Linked DNA regions of Homo sapiens: region 1 is linked to region 2. The links are chromatin loops, found by intact Hi-C in ENCODE. Cell type or tissue: Calu3. All regions are shown on one strand.

Evidence for each region. A loop is a pair of places that touch in the nucleus more often than their neighbours do. Peaks named below come from ENCODE experiments on the same cell type or tissue, not always from the same donor. Only the 100,000 strongest peaks of a DNase experiment are listed, where the experiment ranks them.
Region 1: it touches region 2 in a loop (2.9-fold over the local background); 4 of 110 quality-filtered maps call a loop at or near these places.

The regions. Positions count from the first base shown.
Region 1 is chr1:105,021,678-105,029,677 of GRCh38, reverse strand. It overlaps LOC105378880 (a long non-coding RNA gene), which reads left to right and starts at 4,576. Exons shown (of 3, transcript XR_947657.1): 1 at 4,576-4,624; 2 at 6,528-6,570. RefSeq lists a silencer at 2,184-2,384. In Calu3, no CTCF peak of the experiment used is centred here; no DNase peak of the experiment used is centred here.
Region 2 is chr1:104,775,805-104,783,804 of GRCh38, reverse strand. No RefSeq gene overlaps it. Among named protein-coding and RNA genes, the nearest start is that of LINC01676, 840 kb to the left of the region's middle. In Calu3, CTCF peaks have their summits at 2,929 and 3,129 (motif pointing left); a DNase peak (open chromatin) is centred at 3,114.

The DNA.
Region 1 (8,000 bases), 250 kb before region 2:
TAACACTGATTGCATAAACACACAAGCAAGCAAAGAGAAAACTAATAAAAACTCTACTCTTTAACTTCTTCCCCTTAACTTGATTTAACCTTTTGTTGTTGCTATTTATATCTTATTGTATTGTCTATGTCTTAAAAAGTTGTTGTAGTTATTATGTTTTATTGGCTATCTTGCTGTCTTTCTACTCAAAAAAATAAGCAGTTTACACAACACTTTTCCAATATTATAAAATTCTGTGTTTTTCTGTGTACTTACTATTACCAGCGATTTTTATACCTTCTGATAATTTATTAGGCTCATTAATGTCTTTTTCTTTCAATTTGAAAAACTCCATTTAGCATTTCTTGTAGGACAGGACTGGGGTTGATAACATCTCTCAGCTTTTGTTTGTGTGGAAAAGTGTTTATTTCTTCTTTATGTTTGAAGTATATTTTCACCAGATATAATAGTCTAGCATAAAAGTTTTTTTTTTCTTTAGCACTTTATGTCATCCCAATGTTTCCTCATCTGTAAGTTTTCCACCGAAAAGTCTAGTGCCAAATGTATTGAGCTCCCTTGTATTTTTTTAAAATTTATCTTGCTATTTGTAGGATCGTTTCTTTATTCTTGAAATGTGGGAGTTTGATTATTGAATGTCTTGAGACAGTCTTCTTCAGGTTGAATCTGCTTGGTGTTCTATAACCTTCTGGTATCTGTATATTGACATCATTCTCTAGGTTTGGGAAGTCTTTGTTATTATTCCTTTGAATAAACTTTCTACTGTATCTCTTTCTACCTCCTCTTTAAGGCCAATAACTTATATTTGCCCTTTTGATGCTATTTTCTAGATCTTATGGGCATGATTCGTTCTTTCTTATGCTTTTTTTTTTCTGTCTCGTCTTACTGTGTATTTTAAAACGGCCTATCTTTAAGTCCTCTAATTCTTTCTTCTGCCTAATCCATTCTATTTTTAAGTGACTCATGTATTCTTCCCTATGTCAACTGCATTTTTTATCTCCAGAATTTCTGCTTGATTCTTCTTAATTATCTCAATCTCTTGTTTAAATTTATCTGATAGTATTATGAATTCTCTCTCTCTGTTATTCCAAACTTCATTGAGCTTCCTCAAGACAGCTATATCAAATTCTTTGTCTGAAAAGTCACATATCTCTGTTTCTCTAGGATTGTTCCCTGATAAATTATTACATTTATTTAGTAAGGTCATGTTTTCCTGGATAGTCTTGAAGTTTTTGGAGGTTTATTTGTGACTGGAATTTGAAGAGTTATGTATTTATTGTAGTCTTTGAAATCTGAGCCCATTTGTACCCATCCTTCTTGGGAAGGCATTATAAGTTTTCTAAGGGACTTGGGTGTTGTGATCTAAGTTTTTGGTCATGCAGCCATATCTGCATTAGGGGGCACCCCAAGCCCATTAATGCTATTGCTCATAGAGGTACTGCCTTGGTGGTCTTGGATAAGATTCAGAGGAACTCTCTCGATTACCAGACAGAGACTTTTGATCTCTTCATCACATAGAGTCTTTCTCTATGTGCTGAGCTCCCTGAATCTGGGGAAGTGGTGACAGTGGTCCCCTGTAGCTACCACCACTGGGACTGCACTGAGTCAAAGTGGAAGCCAGCACAGCTCTGGGTCTTGCTCAAGGCCCGCAGTAACCACTGCCTGGCTACTGCTTATGTTCCCTCAAGGCCCTGGGGCTCTACAATCAGCAGTCAATGAAGTCATCCCCACTTGTGTCCTTCACTTCAGGGTAACATGTTCTCTCCAGATTCAGGAAGGTCCAGAGTTGCCATTCAAAAGCCAGGGCCTGGAGTCAGAAATCTTAGGAATCTACGTAGAGCTTAATTCAACTGTAGCTGAGCTGGCACTCAACCATAAGACAAAGTTCTCATTCTTCCCTCCCTTTTCCACAAGCAGAAGAGTCTATTCCCAAAGACACCACTGTCCCAGGCCTGTGGCAAGTAGTGCCAGGCTACCACTGAGCTTTACTCAAGGACCAAGTACTCCTCAGTCAGATTGTGGTGAATGCTACCAGGCCTGGGACTTTCTCTTCAAAGTAATGGGCTCCCCTTTGGCCCAGTCCAGGTACAGAAATGCCATCTAAGAGCCAAGGCCTGGAATGCAAGACCCCAAGAGCCTGCTTGTTGCTCTACCCCAATGTGGCCAAGCTGGTACCTAAGCTGCAAAACAAAGTCCCCTTTTCTGTTCTTTCTCTTTTTCTGAAAAAGAAGGAGTCTCTCCCTGTAGCCACCATACCTGGTAATGTGCTGAGTCACACCTGAAGCCAGCACTTCTCTGAGTCTCATTCAAGTCCCATGAGAAGTAATGCCTAGTTACCACTACTGATTATTTGGGGCCCAAAAACTGATTATTTGGGGCCCAAAAGCTTTTTACTTGGCAGGTGATGAATCCTGCCAGAACTTAGCCTTTCCTTTCGAAGCAGTGGGTTCCCTTCTGGCCCAGGATGTGTAGAGAAATGTTTTTCAGGAGATAAGGCTTGGAATGGGGATCTCAGGTCTCCGGTGCCCTATCCCACTGTGGCTGAGTTAGTATCTAAATTGCCATACAAAGTCCTTTTTAGTCTTCCTTCACTTTTTCTCAAGCTGAAGGAAGGTCTCTCCCAAAGCTGTGAGTTGCTGCCTGGGGTTGTGGGAGGGGTGACACAAGCACTCCCTTTGCTACCCCAGCTGGTGTGTCACCAAGTCACATGTCCTCCAAGTCCACTGGCTGTAAGCCCAGCACAGCACCAACTATTGCCCCCAAACTGCTGTCTCTTTCAAAGTTATCTAGGACTCCAGAGCAATTTAGCTCTTTTGATAAGCCTTGCCAGAACTCAGGTTCTGACCGCTGGAATGGGCAATTTCCCTCTGGCTAAGTCTGGTCTAAATGTTCCTTCTGTAAGTGCCAGTTGATTTCTACCCAGTGTTGCTTTCTGCTGTGACAGGGCAGCACTGAGTTGCAATGCAAAGCTCCACAGTCACTAGGCTCTCCTTCCCCCAAGAAAACAGATTCTCTCTCCATGCCATGCAGCTGCTGCCAGAGAATGAAGGATGGTGTTAGCATTTCAAGACTGTCTTTTCTGCCCTCTTCCGTTCTGCTTTCAGTGATATGAAGTTAAAACCAGGTACTGTGATTGTTCACCTGATTTTTGGTTTTTATGAAAGTGCTTTTTCTGTGTAGATAGTTGTTCGATTGGATGTGCGTGTGGATAGGGCAATTAAGGAGGGCTTCTGTTCAGCCAGCTTGCTCGAACTTCTTCTCTATTTTTTTAAAGTGATGTAAATAATGAGAAGAATTTGTCTGTGCAAATTTATATATCCATCTGGTAAAATTTTATTATTGCCTGAAAAACTTCCTTCAACGTATCATGTAGAGTGGATCTACTGGTAAGTTATTTAAGCTTTTGTCTGCATGGAAAGATTTTTACTTTGCCTTCATTTTCAAAAGATATTTTACCAATTATGGAATTCTGGATGGAGAATTGTTTTGCATGCTTTTTTTGTTTGTTTTCTTTCAGTACTTGGGAAATGTTGCCCAACTCTCTTCAGACTTGCATTGTTTAAGATATTTGTTCCTCTGTCCATACCATGCCTTTTTGTTTTGACTGATTTCAAGATTTTGTTTTAATCATTGGTTTTCAATGATTTCATTATGACGTTCTTTGGTGTAGCTTTGTTTATAATTCTTGTGCTTGGAGTTTGTCGAGTTTCTTGGATCTTGTGAATGGCACTTTTATTCAAACTTGTAAACATTCTGGCCCATGTTAGATATTTCTTGTTTACTGTTCTTCCTTCTTTTCATCTTTCATCTTCTATGAATTCTATTTGCGTATGTATTAGGCAGCTTGAATTTGTCTCACCATTCACTGGTGCTCTGCGTATGTATTCTATAATTCTACTTATTCTCTGTTTATAGATAGATAGATTTTTTTTCTATTGCTATATTTTCAAGTTTACTAATATTTTCCTCTGCGAAGTGTAATTTCCATTCTGCATTTTTTTTCAGCATTATATTTTACACTTCTACAACTCTGACTTAAAATATATCTTTCATATCTCCACCTAAATTTTGAGTATGGAGAAAACATTTATGGGGGGGAAGGAATGCCTATGATTATGATAGCTTTTTAGATATCCCTGTATAGCAGTTATACCGTTTGTGCCACTTTTGAGTGTCTTTCAAGTTGTTTGTTGTTCTCCTTATTAGTTATTTCTATTTTTTGCATGCATAGTAATTTTTGCTTAGCTACCAAGCAGTTTTTTTTATCTTGTTGAGTACTGGATATTTACATATTTCTATAAATATTGGCTTGCAATCTAGTTTAACTACTTAGAAAATGCTTACTGGGAAGGGGAGTCCCGTTTGTAAGAACTGTTTGATAGGAGTAGTGAAGTGTTTCGTCCAAGATTAATTATACCCCACTACTGACTCAAGACCTTCTGAATACCCTACCCAATGCCCTGTGAATTATGAGAAATTCACTGTGGCTTCTGAGAACAGACACTATTTTTGGCCATGTGTTGGTACCTAATCTATTCAGGTGGTTGTTATTCTGACCTAGGATGTTTTCCTTACAGGTATGGACTTATCTGTACTCAGCCAACTGTAGAAGAACAACCCTTCAGAGGTATCGAGAATTTTTTCCCTTTGTAGAATTTTTTTCCTTAGCATTCTGTTCTGAACTCTCTTGATGTTTAATCTCCCTGGACTCTCGGCTTCATCTCCTAACTGCAAGTTTTATTAGGACATTCCTGAATTTCTCCCTCCAATGTCCTGCTGCCAGGAAACTCATACAAGGAAGTGAATTAAAACAAACCCAGCGCTCACTTTATTTGTTCCCAGAATCTCAGGGACCATGGTCTTCATTGTCTGATGTCCATCGCCTTTAAACTGTTTCATATATTTTATTCATTATTTTTTTTAGAAAGAAGTGTACATCTGATCCCTATTACTAAATGTTGATTAAAAGACCAAGATTTTTTAAATTTATTTTCAATTATTTATTTTTATTATTTTTAAAATTTTATCATTTTTAAAATTTAATATCTTGTTAAAGATATCTTTGTTTACTTAAACTACATTAGAGATACTACTAAAATATTCAAAATATTTTTGAGAGAAATAAGTAATCTAAATAAAAGGAAAGATAATGACAATGGTCATTAACTGGAGGACTCTAGCTAAAAACAAAAATTATAAAACTTTTTGAGGAAAACATATCAACTATCTTTAAGATATTGGTAAAAACATATAGCCTTACCACTGACTTTTCAAATAACTTGTTAATACTCTACTCTTACACATCATGTTGATAGCTTTTTCTCTGCTTTCAGCCAGCAATCCAAACAACTATTTCTTTAAAAGACCTTACCTAAATATGTTAACATACGAATTGTCATTTAAATCTGTTTATTTCTTTAACACTAATTCTACTTGATAATATTATACTTGTTATTTATATGGTTTTCTCTTTTTTACTCACTGACAGGAGGTTCTGTGAAGTCAAGACTAAGGTATATCTTCTTTACCATGGTGTCCCAGGGACCTAAAACAATTCCTGGAATAAAGTACTACTTTTAATTATGAGTCCAATAATTTATTACTCAGCACTGAGCAATACTTTTACATTTTTGATATATCTTGAGCTTTCCTTTGAACTGTTTTCCATTTTCAGCCCATATGTGCCTTCCTACCAGGCACTTTTCTTGCTCTAGCTTGGCTTTATTTGCCAATATATGTTGATGATTTCCAACTTATTACTGCCAACTCATCATTTTTTTAAAGACCATAAAAACATATCTGTTTATTTGAAATTTTAATTTCAAATATTGGTTATTCTACTAAATATTATAATTAAATATGACTAAAATTAATCTAATTATCTTTCATTCCCTTACCATAAACTTTGTTTACATCTTGTAATCTGTTGCTTTCAGTGTATGAAATATATTGCTTCTTAGGTGTCATTCAGAAATCATGTCACTCTGGCCTACCCTTTCTTTGACCACCTCCATACAATCAATCATAGACAATATGATGTTTCTGAGGAACAAATATGATTGGCCACAACTCTTCTCAAAACTTTGCTCATCCTTTTCTATAGCTTAAAGGCCGACTCAATCTGTAGTGTTAGAACTAACAGTCTGCTCCTCATTGTCTATCTGGCTCCTTTTTTTCTGCTGTTCTCCTTTTTTTCTATTCCAGAGACATATAGAATTACTCTCCCAATTACAGAAAAAAATTGATGATGTTTTTTCTCTTAAAATGTTGACCATAATGTTTGTAGTGTCTATGATGCTCAACTTGTACTCCCAATACTACCATTTGTCTTCTCCACTCAGTTCTTTATCTCAGGAGGCTAAGATTGTAGTTTGTACCAATGAGTTCTTTTGCACTTTATCTTGTTGGATTTGGCCAATAGGAGATATTTTCAGGAGAACAGAGAAGTGGAGGAAAGATAATTCAGGATATTGTTTCTCCTGATTATCTTTCTGACAGGTTAACTTCAGTGGTCTGTGTCTTTCCCACAGCTCCTGAGAGTTGGTCGTCTTCATACAGCTACTCTGGATTTAGGTAAGTGGTCCCTCCTCTTGCCCAGAGGTGCCCAATGGTATCTATCATGTAAACTCAGGAGTGCTGTACTCTTCCTATTTTGTTTTCTTTGGTGAATATTTCTTTTATTAAACTTTCTGAGATGTACTCCTTCTAGGATCCTGACTAATCTCAGTACTAACATGCACGTAATTGCCAAATAATTTTAAGTGGAAGCAGCAAGTTTAAAAAGTGGTAAAAGTTATGAATCTAAATAATCCTGAACTTATTGTAGGTCCTGGGAGCCAAGTTTGGTTGTACAAATTCCTAAAATATTTTAGATATATAGAATTCTATGTACTTATGTAAAAATTAACCTACTTTGTTAAAAGTGTAAGTGTGAAGCTCCTTTTCTACTAAGAATAAGGCAAATCTTTCCTTAATTTGGAATTATATAATGTTAATGTCATTTTTTATCTATATCATTAAGCCACAGTGCCCTAATTAAATATACTATTAGATGATTGACAAAATAAATTATTGGATAAAATAGAAACAAAGATATGAGATAGAAACTGTTACTCAACACTATCAAATTTCAAAATATATTACAAAAATTTATGGTTTCATAGATATTATTTAGGAAAAATATAATAAGTATTCTAATAGATTTGTTATATATCAAATGAAATTTTATAGTAAAATGCACTTTGACTAGCCATAAATTGTTTAATTTAATGTAAAATGTGGGAATTAATTTATATCCATTTTAGAAAAGATACCGGCATGATTATTATAGTTCCCATTAAATTCATTACCTGTACATTACAATCCTAAAGATAAATTTAAAATACAATGCATGATTAATATTATTACTACTAATACACTATTAACACATTGCATTTTAAGTTAATCTTTTGATGTAAAAATTAACACAAAGAAATGTTAATAAAAATGGTCACTGTCTCATTAATAATGCATACATTTTACCAAAATAAGATACAGCAAAATGTTATTTATAGAAAACTAAGTATATATTTTTTGTGAAGACTTACATTCATCTGTGTAAAGAGTACTCTGCTTACATAATACTAAGGATTTATTTCTTTATGGTTCATATTTTCAATGGGGTTTAGTCTCTCTTGTATAATTTTATCATAGCTTTTATTCTGTTTTCTCCTTTTGCAGTAACACATAAAATTAGGTCTGTTTCCACAGGGTTGTAAAGATAATTTCAAGTCTTTTCCTTTCAAATTGATTTTTACCTTAGCTGTTTTTCTTGTTTAATAAGGTGATAAAATCATATTAATAATATATTTACCAAACTCAGACCTGCATGTACATATTAATGTTGTTTCTAGCCAAAGTAGAATAAATTTAGGCAATGTAGACTCAAACATAGTTAAGTAATTATTACCATATTGTATTGTGATATTTTTCTTCAGAGGACATTTCTCCCTTTACAAGTTGGT
Region 2 (8,000 bases):
GTACTTTGTCCTGATACAGTCAGAAACTTGCTTTTCCATAAAAAGAAATGAAACTGTTGAAACTCTATTACAGAGCAGCTTATGCATGCTAGAAAATGAACTGCATAGTATTAAAGCTTTAAACTATAGAAAAATAATACAGACCCTTCCGTATGCAAAGCTTTGCCTCAAAATCTATATAATTAACAAAACCTGGCCTTAGCTTTGGCTATTGTCTGGTATAATGCTGCAACAAATTCAAGATAACAGGGTCCCATTTATCTTTTCTCCAAAGCTGGGGAAATCTGCCTGTGTAATTTCATGCTAGCATGAGTATCTGAGACATATGACTGAGAGTTGACTTTATTATTCTAAATATAGCTTGATATTTAAAATAGAACCAAGTGGAGATTAAAGCTAGGATTTACTTTATTTTAAAAACGCTTAGTGAAAATATGTAATCAAGACAACTATAGACCTACAAAACTGACTGATATCCTGATTCCAATAATACCTGATTACAAGATACCAATAAATTTCTCAAATATACAGAATGAGTACAAATCTAATTTTATCATAACATCAAATGTTGAATGTATCGCTGCATTGCTAAAAGAACCATAAAAATAATTAGGTCTCTAATTTACCAAATATCAATTTCTCTTAGATCTCAATTATATTTAGTGGTCCTTAAATTATCTACATGTGTGCGTCAAATGTCAATGATATATTATCATGTTTTCAATAATACCTTGGTAGAATAAATTGGTAGATTGACTATTTAAACTTGGAGTTTTCTTCCATTTTGCAATTATATGTAAACACTTGATAAATACATTTGAGTGGTTTTCAGATAGAAATATGCCACATACAAAGGGCATGTACAAAGGACATCAGTACAAAGAGCATCAAACCTTTGGGGAGTGTTGGCATCTGACTTCAAGGACAGGAGTTGGCAAACAGTATGCAAATGTATTTCAGAAAGCAGGAGTAGCCTTCACAAAGACACAAGAGAAAAATCTGATAATTAAGAAAACTGAGATATTTGGCATATAGTAAATACTAAATGTTTGTATTATATTAAAATTATTGTTAATACAGCTGGAGAGAAGCATATAAGAGTCAGAGAGGTGAGAGCTCTGAGAGTTTTTTGAAGAGTGCAAATAATAAAATTTAAGAACTTTATACATTTTTGCATACATTCTGTGGAATAATTAAAGAGAAATATATGGGTAGTTAATTGATTAGATGCACATTGTGGATGATTGGAGAAGAATAGATAAAAATAGGGTAAAACAGATTATTGAAGTTTCATTGTAGTAATCTAAGGGAGATACAGTAAGTCCTAACAGCAATAGAGATGATGGGAAGAAGAGTATCATTACTTTTGGAGATAAATGAAGGGAATGGGACTTTTTGTGAGGAATGAAAGAAGGAAAGTAAAGCAAGGAATTTTAAATGACTTCATCATTCATGCTTGTAAAAGTAGGGGAATAATTCTGTAAACAGAGTGTCCAATTTGAGAAATATATCATGGTTAGGGAAGAAGATGCTACATTACATCTTGAGCATATTTGAGGTACCTGATGACTTTTAAGTGAAGACATCCATTAAACATGTAGAGATAGATATAAATTTGGGGAGTCTTAAGCTTGTAGATAGAAGGTGAAATCGTGAGAATGATCCCAGCACCTAGAGAGAGGAGGAAGAGAGAGAAGTAGGAAGACTGACATCAGAACTCTCCTAAATATCAATATTTCATTATTTACTTGTAGTCAGAGAGGACACAGAGACAGAAGTAGGAAGATTGAGAAATGAAATCTCCTAAATACCATTGTTTCAGAATTTTCTTATAGTCAGAGGAAGCTGACAACACACACACACATACACACACACACACACACACACGAGAGAGAGAGAGGACATGAGAGAAAAAAGAGGATGGAGAACTTTAAATGCGGTAGAAGAGAACATTCTGAGGAAGATGAGGTGAGTAGTTTCAAACACCGCAAAAACAAAGTATATCGGAAAGATTCACTGGACTTAGTAAAGAAAGGCTATGTCATAGAGAATGTTAGTTTCCTTGGAAGAGTGGGCCTGAAAACCAGGTGCCAGTGACTCGAGGACTAAATCATGGGCAAGCAAATTGTGAGAGAAGGTGTAACCTAGTCTATGGAAAACATTAGCAAAAACTCTTGGTTGTATCTATTTTTAATTACTAATGGTTACACTCTCCAAGGTTAGTATCATTGAAGTCTTGAGGCATGAACAAAGCAATAAGGCTATCACATTTCCAGGTTGAGGTGTCATTTATGAACTAAAATTAATGGGGTTAGTAACAGCATCCAAACTTGGCAGATGGTGTACAAGGAATCACGATTAACCAAAAGAGCAAATATAGAAGTCATATATTTTTGGTGAAAGGTAATGAGTTTGGTTTTTGACATGTCTGCCACATATTCTAGTGTACATGACTGGTTGGAAGGTAATTACAGAGTCTTAGTATTGGAAGACTGTTTAGTGATGGGTATTTGTGAATTTCTAACATAAAACCATGTTTATTTTATTGGTTTGAAGTCTGTGCCTTTGCCTAGGGGAAAAGAAATGAGACTGAAGACGGCCATTGGTTTACCCAAGAGGTTATTAAAGTCTATTAGGGGCTGGAGAAAAAGAAGCAGATTTAAGTAAAAACAGGGGTAGTTACTTGAAATCATACAATAAAAGGTGGCATGATTTCCTAACTCTCACCAAGGCTGTCTCATGTGCTAGCAGAGGCTCTCTCTCAGAATGTTCATGGTAATTATTACTGTGGAAGTGGATGAGAGAATATACATTAAAATAAAGAGACGGCAAGTATGGAAAGCAAGAATAAAGTAGATGAAGACCAGAATCCTGGAAAACAAATATATAATTGTTACATAGAGAAAAGAGAAACAGGCAAGAAAACTAAGACATACTCAGAGAGACAGGAAGAAAACCAGGGCAAAATAACATCTAGTAGGTCAAAGGTAATCTGGGTCCATGACTCTGATGGGTTTGACACCCTTTTGGAAGAGCATTTTCTGTGTAATTTAACACAAGGTAATCTTCTTTGGCTACTTTTCAAATTGGATCTTCTCTGGCCCAGATAGCTCTTTGCTGCCCCCTTCTGATTTTTTCTTGCTACAACTCCTGCAAATTAGAATTAACTGTGAATTTAGATCATCAACGTTATAAATTGAGAGCCTGACAGCACGTTACTACTAGAGGGCCTGATTTCTATACGCGACCCTTCTAAAATACGAAATTTAGTTGATGCACCCCTGGCACCTATGGTTATGCTAAGCCCATCTTTTACTAGTTCTACCCATTTTAATTACTAGTAGTTATCCTCAATGAGGATATCCCCATTGAGGCTAACCTCAATGAAGTCTTGACTGACATAAGCAAAGCAATGAGGTTATTAGATTTCCAGTGAAATTTGTGGTCTAATTCTATAGATCTGATGTCTGTGCACTTGAAAAGAGCTCTGAATATCTTAGTGTCCACTTACCTGAATCTACTCTAAAACTAACTCCTTGTTTTTATAAGAATGAGATTCTGCCTTGGGTTCCTATTCAGCAATTTAAAACCTGAATGATCTGATGTTAGGCACTCTGTTGTGCACTTCTAAATGGTTGGGCAAATCAAAACTACATTGCAATTACTTTTTTAATCATCAGTCTTTAATGATAGCCTTTGTTATACATGATCTCAATTCTAGCCATTCTTGTCCACAGCTGTATTCTTGATGCACTAGAAAATTTTAGAAAATACTAGGCTTTAATGGTATTTAAGTGAACTAATGGGTAAATGAATTTGGTTAAATACATACAGTAAAACCTAGACCCTATGTCTGATGTGTTTTCACTGTTGATATTAGATCTGTTCTGAAATAATTGTATACATTATGGTGTTTCACACAGACTTCAAGTGTCATCCAATATCAGAATGTCCTCTCTCTAAACTGAAATCTAAGCTAAATACATCGAATTTTTAATGCCCTTTTACACAAAGTTTGGACTTCAGCATATCTCCAAAGAGCCAGCACTCAGCTGGGTCAGTAGCTTCTCCATATCCAGTCAATTTCCAAATCCTCTCCTTCTACCATTGATCACAGTGGTATGGTCCTGGCATTCCTAGCAGCTGAACACATGAAAATTTTTCTTATCAAGTTTGTTCTCCTTGCAATGTAACAAAATAGTATACACATTTATCAGGATGTGTATTTTTTTTTAACTATTTTTGTCTCTTCCTATTGCTAACTTTGCTCTTTCTGGACCTTCTATTATGGTTCTGTCCATCCCTACCTCCTAGTAAACGTGAAGTGTCAAATGTTTACATTCTCTGAATGCTTATTTTCTGGGTGTGTGCATTCTGAATTTTACATATGAATTAAAAATCTTAATTCCTTTCTTAATCTTCTACAGATTGTGAAGAAACAAGCTGCTCTAAGTCTCAAGATTTTGTGAAGTCAGTGGAACTCTTGTAGATAATGTGGACTCCAACAAAGACAAAGCAAAAAATAAATAGACTTGAAACATCGAATCAATAAATCAAGATGTATTTCTGAAATATCCCAGGGAAGGAAAATACATGACTAATTCTATTTTTTCTCTTTGTAGTATAATTCTAATACCATTACTAATACTGCCAGTATTACTAGCTAGCATGTGTGGAGCTTGTAGTATGCAATGGACTGTCTATATAGAAACACAATTTATATATTATTTAATGTCTTTCTCATAAAAATTCTATTCTGATATGAAATAGAGAAAGAGCAAGAATCTTGCTGAAAATCAATGACCTGGGAAGTGGTGAGCTGGGATTTTCATCCATAAGTGAATAATATTTAAAGTTCTATAGAGCAGTTTTCTGAGGTTTGACAGAGATAGATAGGGTCAGGAAAGGAGCATGCATGGGGCTTCAAGGATTATGTTTTACTTTGTAGCGTGGCTGGTGGGTAAGTGAGCTCTCATATTTTTAGTCTTCACATTCTAGGCATACACTACAAATAGTTTCTGTATTATTTGTAGATACTCTGTATTCAGTTTGTAATAAGACTATTTAAAAAGGAAAAATTAATATTCCTCTAAGCAACAAGATATGCTCTACTTGGCAGTTTTAATTGACATCATGTGAATTTATAAAGAAAACATAAGTGTGCTCTTTTAATGATAGGTTTGCTAACCCCAAATTTCAGCTTACACCACAGGAAACATTGTAAAATATGAGACGGTATTTTAAGTGCATATTCACAGTTGTGATGGCCTGAAATTCACTTTTGTAAAAACGATATATTAAGCAAATATCACACATAGTTACGTGAGATTTTTTTTTATCATGTGCTGGGGAAAATCTGATTAAAATAATGCAGATTACTATATCAAGATAATCATTCATGATATAGAGATCTTATACTAAATTACCCAATGAAAATATAAGAATTAACTGTTAAATGAAGATATAAATTTAGAACTTATTTAGCTCAACAAAACTGCACAATTACAGCAAGTGCAATAGTTAAAATTAGAGTACATACCATTAAAATCATTTTCTAGTAACAAGTGAACTTGAATGTCATTTCATGTTAACTGAATATTAGTATTTCTTCATCTGTAATGTGCCAGTTTATATGTTTTGCCAATTTTTTTCTATTACATAGTTCTTGATTTTTTTAAATAGGTGTTTGATATGGTTTGGCTGTGTCCCCACCCAAATTTCATCTTGAATTGTAGTTACCATAATTCCCATGTGTTGTGGGAGAGACCTGGTAGGAGGTAACTGAATCATGGGGGCAGGTCTTTCCCATACTGTTCTTGTGGTAGTGAATAAGTCTCATGAGATCTGATGGTTTTATACAAGTTTCCCCTTTTGCTTGGCTTTCATTCTCTTTGCCTGCTGCCATGTAAAATGTGCCTTTGTTCTTCCCTCACCTTCTGCCATGATTGTGAGGCCTCCCCAGCCAGGTGGAACTGTGAGTCCTTTAAACCTCTTTTTCTTTATAAATTACCCAGTCTCGGGTATACCTTTATCAGAAGCATGAAAACAGACTAATACAGTGTTTTGTGTATCTTGAACACTGTTATCCAAAAATCTTCCTCATGATCATTCTGAGATTTACAGCATCTTTCTGAGGCTCTGGCTCATCTGTTTTCTAGATCTCATGTCTTCTCTTTCTTGGGTTACACTCTCATCTGAGAAGTTCATACTCCCTTGAGGCTTCCTGGAGGGAGGAGTTTGATAGAAAAATATCTGAGAATATACATGCATGAAAATGCCCTAATTCTCATATTCTTTTAACTTTGACATCAGAATGAAAATGTCTAGATTGGAAATCCAAATTCCATTTTCTTTGCAACCTGAATGATCTAGGATATCAAATCTAAATTAACTATTATGTATCCCTTTGTCCAATTGAAATTGTTCAAGAAAGGGCATGTTACTCCAAACAGACATAATTAGAAAAAGAGAAAAGTGCATTAGGAATTTCTAGAAAGCATGGTTTTTCTTTTCCAGTAATTGATGGATGCCAGCCTTCTCCATCCCTCTGAATAGTGTGCTGTGCAGAGTGAATTTCTCTGGCCATTTTCCCTTGAGGGACTTGAAATCATGGAAGGCAGAGCTCACAGGAAAGAAAGTACCAGCTCATCAGTGAGTCAGTGAATAAACACAACCCTGAAACCTATTTTGTGTCTGGACTATCTAATAATGCAAACCAATAAATGTCCCTTATTATTTAAGTTGATATCAATTGTGCTGTGTGTTAATTTACACACAGAGAATCCTAAGTAATGCATTGGGCATTACTATTTATTCTAGGAAGAAGCTGATATTTGATTGCCCAAATCTCTATCATTTACAAGGGTTATTTTTAAGATGATAATCTAATTAGAGTAATGGTTTCAAGTAGAATGGAATGGGTAAAAGAAAGAAATTAGTAACCGTGGTATCTAGCCAGTAGAACATAGACTCAGACTTTGAGTCAAGTTGAGCATCCTAAATATTTAAGCTATTTAAGACTCTCAGAATGCCATGGAAAAATGATTGTCTGAGTGGTAGAATATTTGTCATCACCAGATATTCTCGGCTAAAAGTGGGTTGGCCAATAATCAAAATGTAACATTTCTGGAGCAATTTGTTGTTCATAAATTTTAGAAGATATTTTTGCTGTGGGCACTATTTTTTTTTTTTTTGAGACAGAGTCTCTCTCTGTCACCAGGCTGGAGTGTAGTGGCACAATCTCGGCTCACTGCAACCTCTGCCTCCCGGGTTCAAGAGATTCTCCTACCTCAGCCTCCTGAGTAGCTGGGATTACAGGTACCCGCCACCAGGCCCAGCTAATTTTTGTATTTTTAGTAGAGACATGGTTTCACCATGTTGGCCAGGATGGTCTAGATATCCTGACCTAGTGATCTATCCACCTCAGCCTCCCAAAGTGCTGGCATTACAGGCATGAGCCACCACGCCCGTCCATGGCCACTCATTTTAAAGCTCTCTTGGACTTGTGGTGTGTTTTAAAAGAACTTGGCGGAGGAGCCAAGATGGCCGAATAGGAACAGCTCCGGTCTACAGCTCCCAGCGTGAGCGACGCAGAAGACGGGTGATTTCTGCATTTCCATCTGAGGTACCGGGTTCATCTCACTAGGGAGTGCCAGACAGTGGGTGCAGGTCAGTGTGTGCGCGCACCCTGCGCGAGCCGAAGCAGGGCGAGGCATTGCCTCACCTGGGAAGCGCAAGGGGTCAGGGAGTTCCCTTTCCGAGTCAAAGAAAGGGGTGACGGACGCACCTGGAAAATCGGGTCACTCCCACCCGAATATTGCGCTTTTCAGACCGGCTTAAGAAATGGCGCACCACGAGACTATATCCCGCACCTGGCTCAGAGGGTCCTACGCCCACGGAGTCTCGCTGATTGCTAGCACAGCAGTCTGAGATCAAACTGCAAGGCGGCAGCGAGGCTGGGGGAGGGGCGCCCGCCATTGCCCAGGCTTGCTTAGGTAAAC